Linked DNA regions of Homo sapiens: region 2 is linked to region 1. Evidence: chromatin loops called from intact Hi-C (ENCODE). Cell type or tissue: mammary epithelial cell. All regions are shown on one strand. Links, peaks and the distances in the headings refer to the core of each region. The heading gives the core; the rest is flanking DNA. Region 1 has its middle 81 kb from the start of PLD5. Region 2 has its middle 9.9 kb from the start of PLD5.

The links. A loop is a pair of places that touch in the nucleus more often than their neighbours do. Peaks named below come from ENCODE experiments on the same cell type or tissue, not always from the same donor. Only the 100,000 strongest peaks of a DNase experiment are listed, where the experiment ranks them.
Region 2: it touches region 1 in a loop (2.2-fold over the local background); 1 of 110 quality-filtered maps calls a loop at or near these places.

What each region holds. Positions count from the first base shown.
Region 1 is chr1:242,603,060-242,608,446 of GRCh38, reverse strand. No RefSeq gene overlaps it. Among named protein-coding and RNA genes, the nearest start is that of PLD5, 81 kb to the right of the region's middle. In mammary epithelial cell, for the core only: no CTCF peak of the experiment used is centred there; a DNase peak (open chromatin) is centred at 2,736.
Region 2 is chr1:242,531,903-242,537,289 of GRCh38, reverse strand. No RefSeq gene overlaps it. Among named protein-coding and RNA genes, the nearest start is that of PLD5, 9.9 kb to the right of the region's middle. In mammary epithelial cell, for the core only: no CTCF peak of the experiment used is centred there; a DNase peak (open chromatin) is centred at 2,329; H3K27ac peaks cover 1,499 bases.

The sequences.
Region 1 (5,387 bases), core at 187-5,186:
TGTGTGAGTGTCATAGATGAAAGTCTATCTGACTAGGACCAAGTCTAGAACACTGACAAACACTGGGAGACAAGATTTTTAGGGTGAAACCAAAGAAAAGCCCTTCTGAACAATGTGCTTGTAGAAGACTTGTAACCTTGTGTGGTATAATTAAGATATATACATATAGTCATGTACCATATAACATTTAACAATGGACTGCCTATGTGAAAGGGGTCCCATAAAATTATCATGGAGTTGAAAAATTCCTGTAGCCTAGTATTTACTAAGGGGTATGATATGGTTTGGCCCTGTGTCTCCATTCAAATCTCACCTTGAATTGTAATCTCTATAATCCCCAGGTGTCATGGGTAAGACCAGGTGGAGGTAACTGGATCATGGTGGTGGTTTCCCCCATGCTGTTCTCCTGATACTGAGTGAGTTCTCATGAGATCTGATGGTTTTATAAGCATCTGGCATTTCCCCTGCTTGCACTCACTCCATCCCGCTGCCCTGTGAAGAAGGTGCCTGCTTCTTCTTTGCCTTCTGTCATGATTGTAAGTTTCCTGAGGCCTCCCCAGCAATGTGGAACTGTGACTCAATTAAACCTCTTTCCTTTATAAATTACCCAGTCTCAGGTAATTTTTCACAGCAGCATGAGAATGGACTAATACAGGATACTTCAGAAAGTTTGTGGAAAAATAGAATTAAAATATAAAACTAAAAACTATGAACTTTATTTTTTAACATAAACTCCATCAAGGTAAAGACACTTTTGTAAGCAATAATACTGGCCATTTAGTCCAGCCATAAAGAACTGAGGGTCCTGGGAATTTAAGCCTGTCAATGCAGTCTCTTTTATACTATTAAGTAAAGAAACAATGGATGCCCTTTAAATACTTTTTAAGATTAGGAAACACAAAGAAGTCAGAAAGAGCCAAATCAAGATGGTGAGGTGGAAGCTGGGCATGGTGTCTCATGCCTGTAATCCCAGCACTTTGGGAGGCCGAGGTAGGCGTATCCCTTAAGGTTGGGAGTTCGAGACCAGCCTGGCCAACATGGTGAAACCTCGTCTCTACTGAAAATACAAAAACTAGCCAGGCATGGTTGCACATGCCTGTAATCCCAGCTACTTGAGAGGCTGAGGCAGAAAAATCACTTGAACTCAGGAGGGAGAGGTTGCAGTGAGCTGAGGTTGTATCACTGAACTCCAGCCTGGGTGACAGAGTGAGACTCCATCTCAATAAATAAATAAATAAATAAATAAATACATATATACATACTGTGAGGTGAATGCCTAATGATTTACTATTGAAACTCTCACAAAATGACCTTGTTTGATGACAGGAATGAGCAAGAGCATTGTCATGGTGAAGGACTCTGGTGACGTTTTCCCAGACATTTTTCTGCTAAAGTTTTGGCTAACTTTCGGAAAACATTAATAATAAGTGGATGTTACTGTTCTGTGGCCCTCCAGAAAGTCAACAAGCAAAATACCTTGAGCATCCCAAGAAACTGTTGCTGTGACCTTTGCTCTTGAGTGGTTTGCTTTTGCTGTGACTGCACCACTTCCACCTCTTGGTAGCTATTGCTTTGACTGTGCCTTGTCTCAGGATTGTACTGGTAAAGATGTGTTTCATCTCCTGCTACAACTGTTTGAAGAAATGCTTCAGGATCTTGATCCCACTTGTTTAAAATTTCCATTGAAAGCCCTGCTCTTGTCTGCAGCTAATCTGGATGCAGTAGTTTTGGCACTCAGGGAGTGAAAAATTTGCTTAACTGTAATTTTTCAGTCATTCTGTAAGATGAACAAGTTGAGATATCTATCGTGTTGGTTATTGTTCTGCTGTTAGTCATCAGTCCTCTTCAATGAGGACATGAACAAGATGATTTTTTTTGGTCAAAAATTGATATGGATGGTCTGCCACTGCAAGGCTCATCTTCCACATCATCTCATCCCATCTTAAAACAAGTTATCCATTTGTAAATGGATGATTTCTCTGGGGCATTGTCCTCACAAACTTTGCATAAAGCATCAATGATTTTATCACTCTTCCATCCAAGCTTTACCATAAATTTGATATTTGTTCTCACTTTAATTTTAGCAAAATTCATGTCGCCCTGATAAGGGCTCTTTTCAAACTAGGTCCTGTTCAGACATGTTATAACAAGTTAGTAGTTTATTTGTAAAATACTTGAAATCCATTCATAATTTTTTTTATAATACACACTTTCCATGAACGTTTTGAAGACTCTTTGTGCCATACTTTCTATCATTATTTTAGAGTGTATTCCTATATATAAAAATGGACCTCCATGAGTGTTATTGCCACCTGAAGACCTTGCAGTGGGACAAGATGTGTAGGTGGAAGATAATGATATTGATGGTCCTGACCCTGTGTAGGCCTAGGGCAGTATGTGTGTTTATGTCTTAGTTTTTAACATAATTTTTTTTAAAAAAATCTAAAAATAGAAAAAAGTTATAGAAAAGAATATAAAAAATATTTGTATATACCTGTACATTGTGTTTATGTTTTAAGCTGTTTTATTACAAAAAGTCAAAGTTAAAAACATTAAAACATGCATAAATTTGAAAAGTTACAGTAAGCAAAGATTAATTTACTATTAAAGAAGAGTTTACATGAATTGAGTGTAGCCTAAGTGTACAGTGTTGATAAAGTCGACAGTACTGTAGTGTAACATCTCAGACATCCTAGGTCTTCACATTCACTCACTACTCACTCACTGACTCATCTAGAGCCACTTCCCGTCCTGCAAGCTCCGTTCATGGTAAGTGCCCTATGTGGTGTACCTTGTTAAAAATCTTTTATATTATATTTGTATGGTAACTTTTCTATGTTTAGATACACAATGCTTACCATGTGTTACAGTTGCCTATAGTATTCAGTAAGGTGACATGAGTGTAGCCTAGGAGCAATATGATATACCATCTAGCCTACGTGTGTAGGAGGCTCTACCATCTAGGTTTGTATAAGTTCACTGTGATGTTTGCACAGTGAGGAAATGGCCTTTTCTCAGAAGGCACCCCCTCCGTGGTGCACAACTGTATATTGAGTCTGGTGCCTGACTGTATATTGTTCCCGGTGGCACAGAATCTCTAGAGTGATAAGAATTTCTTTTGTATGCTGATAAGATGACTCCTGGCAGGAGCCCCTAGGTAGCTCCAGGCTGGGAGCTACCACCAGAAAGATGAAGCCATGAGTAGAGAGAGGGTTGGAACTTTCAGCCCTACTCTTTAATTTCATACCTTTGACATACCTCTCCATTGGAATGTCTCACTACAAGTTTAAGGATGACATATTCAAAATGGTGCTCATTACTAATTCCTCATTTCTACTTGCCTTACCTCCATGGGTCATGCTCCCATCTGTTGAGCTTCAAAACTCGGAATGGCCCCAGGACCCAACAGGTCAACCAACACTAACTCTGTGGCTTCCTCCGCTATGTGCGAATCACTAGCATGGCCAGAAATATGGCAGGGGCAAAAAGACACAGCATTTCCCAACACTCTTATCTCCACTGTAATGAAATGCAATTAAAAGATCCAAGGCTCCTCCACCAGTGAAGCTTCTCCTTAGGAATCTTCCTTGCCTCATTCTCTGCAGCTGGCTCCTTCTGCAGCCATTTCCAGGGTGACAGTTTCCCCTCTTCCATCCACCCCCATTTCTATATCTTTATGGTGTGGTGCATATTTATGACGAGTGCGTTGCGGTTGCAGCATTATCGTTCACATTCTGCATCTTGATGATTGCCCCGGGGTTCCCAGTTCAGCTTCCAGCTTTACCCGGGAAAAGAGGGACAGTAGCGTGGACTCCAGAGCAGCAGGCATCATCTGCAGCTCAGCCGCTGCCCGCTCATTATGCATTGTGGTCAAGCCCCAGCCGCTAACTGCGTAGGGCAGAGATTCCCTCTTCAAAAACTTTCCACGTCACCGTGCACGACAGAGTGGTGTTTTGATTTGTGAGGGCTGGCTTCTGCCACAGACGGCTGCTTGGGGCACATTGGGCATTCTCATCACACCGGCGACTTCTCCAATGCTGTGTGCCGGCCACAGGTCGCCTTCTGAACGCTGTACAAGGCCAAGACGTGGGCGCTGAGGTGGGAGTGTCATTCTGAAAGATGCAGTTCACTGAAAAATGCTCACAGAGGCAGTCGTGTGTTTGAGGGTGGCATCATCATAGGTTCTCATTTCCTCAGATGCTCCACTTAATGAGACCTTGGGAGAAAACATAAAAAGCACTTTATCTTTCAGAAGGTTGGCAAGAAATGCACTCGCCCTGCCTATTTACCCAAAGGGAGAAAGGAAAGGGGATCTTGCAAAATTGCACTGTGTAAAATGCAAATGAAGCCAAACCCCTTGAGGAAATTAAGGTATTATAGGCTGTGTATATAAAAACTAAAAGGATCTTACTTTGTATTAAAAGCCAAAACCCACAGTCTTCTGCAACCTCTTGTGTCCTCAAAAGGACGGTAACTTGATTCCTAAGGAAAAAAAAACCTGCTTTTCCCACAGATAACTCAGGATACTATCTGCTTCTTATGCCCCTAGCCTTGCTGCCACCCAGACATCAATGTGTAAACATAGGAAACTGCTTCCATCACTCTCTGAATCCGGAAGATGCATGCAAATATGCATGAGTGAGCAAAAAGACAAGGTAAATACACCAGTATTTCCAGAACATAACTCTAAAGTCAATAGATGTTATTTTCACTTTTCGAGTAGAGGAAAGAATGATGCCTAAAAAGTAAAAGGATGAAGTAATGTCCTTAGTGTGTATTTGTTAACAAATATTCAGAAACCATTTCCTCTGCAGTTGATAGTCCTGTGGAAGCATTATTTGTTTTCTCCCTTCCTTTCCTTCCTTTCTTCCGACTGGGGAAGATTCCTGGAAATGGAACACTGAGTCAGAGGATGAATGCATATAATTTTTTGCTAGGTATTGTGTAACACCCCTAAATAACCATTACCTGTGGTGACAGTTTAAACCTAATAGCCCAGTGACTTCACATGAAGAGGCTTTTGCTTTGTCATTCAAGGTACAGATTCAAGTGAAATGAGGAGCCATTTAGCCATGTAGGGGCTCACACTGATGGGAACTTCATGCTTTGTGATGCCGCCCTCTCAACACTCAAGACTCACCAGGCAGGAAGGGAGCTCATGGGGAACCCAGCCAGTCTTCCCTGTCTCATCCACAAGTGACATAGGTCCTGTCTGCTCATAGCCCACTGACCAGAACTTGTCACATGAGCCTGCTAAACTGCAAAGGTTCAGAATTTGGTGAGCACTTGCTATGCCCAGCCATTTAATCTTTGGGACCATGAATCAAGATTTTGCTAAACAGATGCTCATCAAAGACCTGTTTGTAACAGAAAGGAAAGAAGAAGGA
Region 2 (5,387 bases), core at 298-5,297, 71 kb after region 1:
AGCTTTCAATCAAGGGAATGAATACTTCCTCCTGACCAGTGAGGGAAAAGTCACAATAGGACTGAGACTGGGTTTCCCAGTTTAGGCTTGGATTATTCAAAACTCTCAGTTGGGTGGGATTAGTGGACAGTCAAGACATTTTGTTCAGGGGCATATGGTGGAGCCAGTTGCCTCTACATACTTTGCCCAATAACTACTATTTTAGAGGAGGGGAGTTTCTAACATATCTGATTGGGCTATCCAATTGTGCATGGTGACTAATAGGTAAAAGCCATTTTAAAATATAAAGTACTATTTCCATGAATGTCATCCATACTATTTCTGACAATAATTATAATATGATATGCTTTGTACTTCAGGTAAGGGCTTTTCTTTTCTAATATAGAAAAGATGTTGCCAGATATCCTTGTTGACTTTACACCTGCTTATGGCAGAAGGCTGAGGGTGATGTCTTATGTGTTCCTGACACACTGATTCACAGTGAGAATTGAACTGATTCTCTGCTAAGCCCCAGAGAAAGTATTAGAATTGAGTGGAGACTACAAAAACATACAGATCCTCCTTGGTGATAGTAATAGGCACTTGGTATTCAAAGCCATTTTCACCCTTGCCAGTTGGATTGATACTCTTGCTAGTGTATTTTAAGATTTATGTCTCTGTACAGGGTTATGGTGTTGATTATACTGCCCTTGTATGGCCTGTGTAACCTCGTGAAAATTGGCTATCACAGCCGGGAAAAGTACAGGACAGATCTCAGCTGTTCCCAAAATGTGTACATGAAGGCAGGGCCCAAATGATTGGAGACAAATCATCAGATGAAAAGAACACATAAATATCTCTGTCCAGGGAGACTGCTTATGGTTTCATCTTTAAAATACAACAAGGGGATGAAAACACACTCACATATGTGTGTATATGTGTATTTTTTAAGAGATGAGAAGGTAGATACAGTCAACACTTGGGACTATGTGGTATTTGTCCTATGCAAACCCTGCTCACTTTATGACAGAGTACATGACGTGGGCTGTTTTTGCTGCACCACCAGAAATGCTTGCATGGCTGTGTCTGCCATCTTCCAGCAATTCCTGGCCAGAAAACAAAAGCATTCCTTAGTGGATTCAAAAGAAAAATGAGAACATGACCAGGTACATTCCAAGAGGATACACTGGAGGAGAACAGAGCAGGACTTATGCAAAAAGCATGCATGACAACACATGTTTATACTGTTCAAAGGCTGAGCTCCTCATTTTTGTCAAGCTGAAAAAAAAATCACTATTAGAATATTTGGATATGGTTTGTTAGAAAAACAGACACTGACACTTTTTTTTCCTGCATTGAGTTACTGAGTTGTAAAAATATGAAACCATTTGGGATAAATTAAATTAAATAAAGATTAGATAGGGATTCATTCCCAAAGTCAATACTCAAGGCCAGTTGTTAGCTGAAGTGTGATGTTTGCAGAAACTTCTGTCAGACCTGTGATTTCAGCAAGCAAGCAATTTGGGACAGTCTTTGATAGCTGGGGTCCATCTAAATCAAATAAGTGATAGCATGGTAGAGAGGGAATATTTTCAGTCTGGGGCATTTGGGTCATGTCCTATCGGTCACTATTTTGGCAAGATCCTGTTGGTCATGGCATATAACATTAGTCTTGGCAGGAATAGTGCTTGGAAGAAAATTTACCTGTTGGGAATAAATTTTTCCCTGCTTAACATCTTCTTCCCTCCCTCTCTCCCTTTCTTCCCTTCTTTCTTCCTTCTTTTCCTCCCTTCCTCTCTCTGTCCCTTATTTTCTTTTTTCTTTCCTCACTTTGATAAATCTCTAAAGTGGAGAGGAATCTGCTATGCTGTGGGCAACCATTAAGCATTGCTTACATTAGAACCACACAGAGTTTTCAGACCAGTGTGGGCAAATATGTTTGAGAGGAAGTTTAATAAGACTGAATGTTGTCCTCACACCTGTAATCCCAGCACTTTGGGAGGCCCAGGCGGGTGGATCACTTGAGGTCAGGAGTTTGAGACCAGCCTGGCCAACATGGTGAAACCCCGTCTCTACTGAAAATACAAAAATTAGCCAGGCGTGATAGTGTGAGCCTGTAATCCCAGCTACCAGGGGGGACTGAGGCAGGAGAATTCCTTGAACCTGGGAGGCAGAGGTTGCAGTGAACTGAGATTGTGCCACTGCACTCCAGCCTGGGCAACAGAGTAAGATTCTGTCTCAAAAAAAAAAAAAAAAAAAAAAAGAAGATTGCATGTTAAAGCCTGCTGTAAAGTCTCAGAAAGCCAACAAAGACATTGTTAGAGGGTAATTCCACAGATGCTGAGTATGCCTGAGTTGCTAAACCACACTCATAACAACCTATTTCAAAATCAGTTCTTCCAGTATTAGCCCATAACCTACTTCTAAACTAGATCAGAAAAGGCAGAGAATTCACTGAGAGGTTAAGGAGACCAGGCGGTGAGGAATTATCAGGGGAAGGGTTGTTTTCTTCAATTATCTCACACCCTGTGAGAGGTCTTCAAAAAAACCAGTTTGGAAACATGACTGCTGATCCTGGAAGTTTGGGGGAGGGCACAGAATCTGGGAGCTAATGTATTTCTGGGGAAGTCTAGAGTTGGAAAGATGGTGTCTTCCTCTTGAAGAACAAAACATCAGGACTATACTGGAAAGGTCTGCACATCCAGAGTCTGAGGGACAAAGGTATCTGATCTTAAGGGCTACAAGTGCTCACAGTAGAGGGTTTCTGGTATTGATCATCTTGTAGGGATCTTCCCCAAGGGTCCTGGTTGGAGGGTGAAGTGACCCATTAGAGGGACGGATCTGAGGAGGGGTGCTGAGAGGAAGTGATGAGCAGTCAGCCTGCTGGGGAGATCTCTGAAGAACCTCCAAAGTACCCCATGGGAGTTAAAAATCAGCCTTTGTTATCTGCTATACTCAAAGAGCATTGGGGCCAGACTACCATCTGGTCAAGGAAGATTTTTCTTCTCTCTTACCCTTAATCCCCATGGCGAATGCTGTGGTATACAACAGATACTTCTTTTCAGGAAAGAAAGACTCATTTCCCCCAGGTTTTAGGAGTGCTTCAGGAAGATGGCCCTCAGCCTTTACCTTTCTATGGGGGTTGCCTCAGCTGAAGAAATTTGCCTTGCCCAATGTCACAGCTGAAGCGAGAAGCCCATTCAATGACTGATTCACGTAGAAAACAAATGAATCCCCAGCCTCTCATGCAGGGCAACTCTGAAGGCCCACCGTAGCTCCAGAGCTCTCTGTGGGGACATCTGAATGAAGCTTTAGTCAGATTGCTCAGATTCTCCCTTAGTCCCATCCCTTCCCCGCATGTGGATCCCCAAAGCACTCCTTGCACATCTATCTCCATCTCAGCGTCTGCTTCCTACAACACTGCAAGCTGCAACACTCCTCATCCTGCACCTGGTCTGCAGGGGCCACAAGCTGCAGTCAGCAGATGGTGGAGGAGACGGAGCACCTCCCTCTTCCACTGCAGGTTCCTAAGTCGAAAACAGACCTCCCAGGGGGAGGAAGGATCTTTCAACTGCATGTGATTCTTAGACTGGGCCATTTAAAATTAAAGGCTGTCCAAAATGAACTACGAGACAGGTCAGATCTTTCATGAGGAGGAAAGAAGAGGTTAATGTGAGTTTAATGGAGATCGTGTGCACAACTGCTTTCCATTCATTCCTTTAATGAACTTATTACAGTAGCATACATTATAAGAATCTGGGTTTTGAAATCTGTCCTGGGTTTGAGTCCAAATTCTGTCACTTACCCTTATGTGACCTTGAGCAGTTCACTTCACCTCTTGAAGCCACAGTTTCTAAACTATGAAATGGAGATGGTAGTAGATTGCTGTGAGGATTAAATGAGATTGTATGCAAAGCTTTGAGCACAGCACCTGGCATGGAGAAAACATTCAGACTTGCTCTCCTCTTGAGTAGCTTCTATGGTTTCTGCCCATGCATGACTCTCCTGGAACAGGAAATGTGCAGACAGTGATATCTCAGGCCAGGCTCTATCTCTTCTCATGGACGAGTGCAAGAGAGTAAATCATAAAGAGAGCTTATATAAATCTCATACCATTTTATTTCTCATGATAAAATTGTAAATGAAGGCAATGATTCTTTGCAACTTCAATCGGCTTGTTGCAATCATATCTTTTTTAAAAAACTGTTTTATGGCAACTTGTATTCAATTTATTGGACCCACTTCTCAGCAAAACCAGCTTTTCTCTTGCAATTGCCTAGCAGATTCTTACTTGGCTGCTGATACCTGACCAGGCTGAGGTCTGAAAATTTTGTTGATTTGTGTTCTATCCTCCCTTTCTTTCCTATCTGTTATTGGTTTAGCGATATGCGAGTCTTCCTGTCTCTCCTACATGCTAAAGGACTCCTTGGCCAGGTTTTCTAGTTGTCACTTGTTCCTCCTCCATTGGTTTCTCCTGTCCTCGTTTCACTGATTTCTCAGCTGGAATTTATAGTCTCCCCTATCCATGACTTGGGGTGAACTCAGTGATCTCTGATGAGTATAAGTCAAGGAGCTTTCTTCTTGGAGAGCCTAAAACTTTTGGTTGCCTTTCCCGCCTGGTACATACATTGACTTTGACACTCTTGTGTCAAAATTGTAGGAGGTACACATGTTCAGCTAACCATAGATCTAGCAACTAGTTTAGTATAATTCAATTTCTTTGTGTCACTAAAATTCAAGTTGCACAATCTTTGGGAAAAATCCTAAGTATACTTATGATTTATTATATTAGAATTTTACTTATGTATCTATAGTAGTCAAATAAATAATTGGTCAATTGGCTAACAGAATTAAAAGGGAGAGAAATGGCATGGCCCTTTTACTATAGTGTTAAATATAGCATATTCCTCACATGCCCCTTCATAATAAAGAGATTAAAGCCTGCAGAGTTCAATGTATCATTCTGAAGCTGCGAATATTACTAAATTATAACCCTACATCTAAGTGAATATCAGGCCCAACTGGTCAGTTTTGGGAAAGACGCCCTGAGTATGTATCTTGTTCCATAGTGATACCTTAGTTGCATCAAGTAAATTAGTATCTGTTTTCTAAAGAAAGACTTTGTATTTTATGTTTAATTCTGTTAAGCAACTCTGAGAGCCAACTTCCTGCTTAGTGACTTTTCCCAACCACTTTGACCTGCCTTCCCAAACCAGCTTGCATATCTCAAATTCTGGGAATGTGTGTTTTTCAACAGCATAAAATGCTGTCTCGATAGGGAACTATTGATTTAGCGTTCTTTTCTGCACCATTAATCCTAACATTTGATCATAATCTTATGCTACTCCTGGTCTCATTAGAGTTTGTCTATTTATAGAATTGTAAATTCCTCTTTCTCAGCATTTATG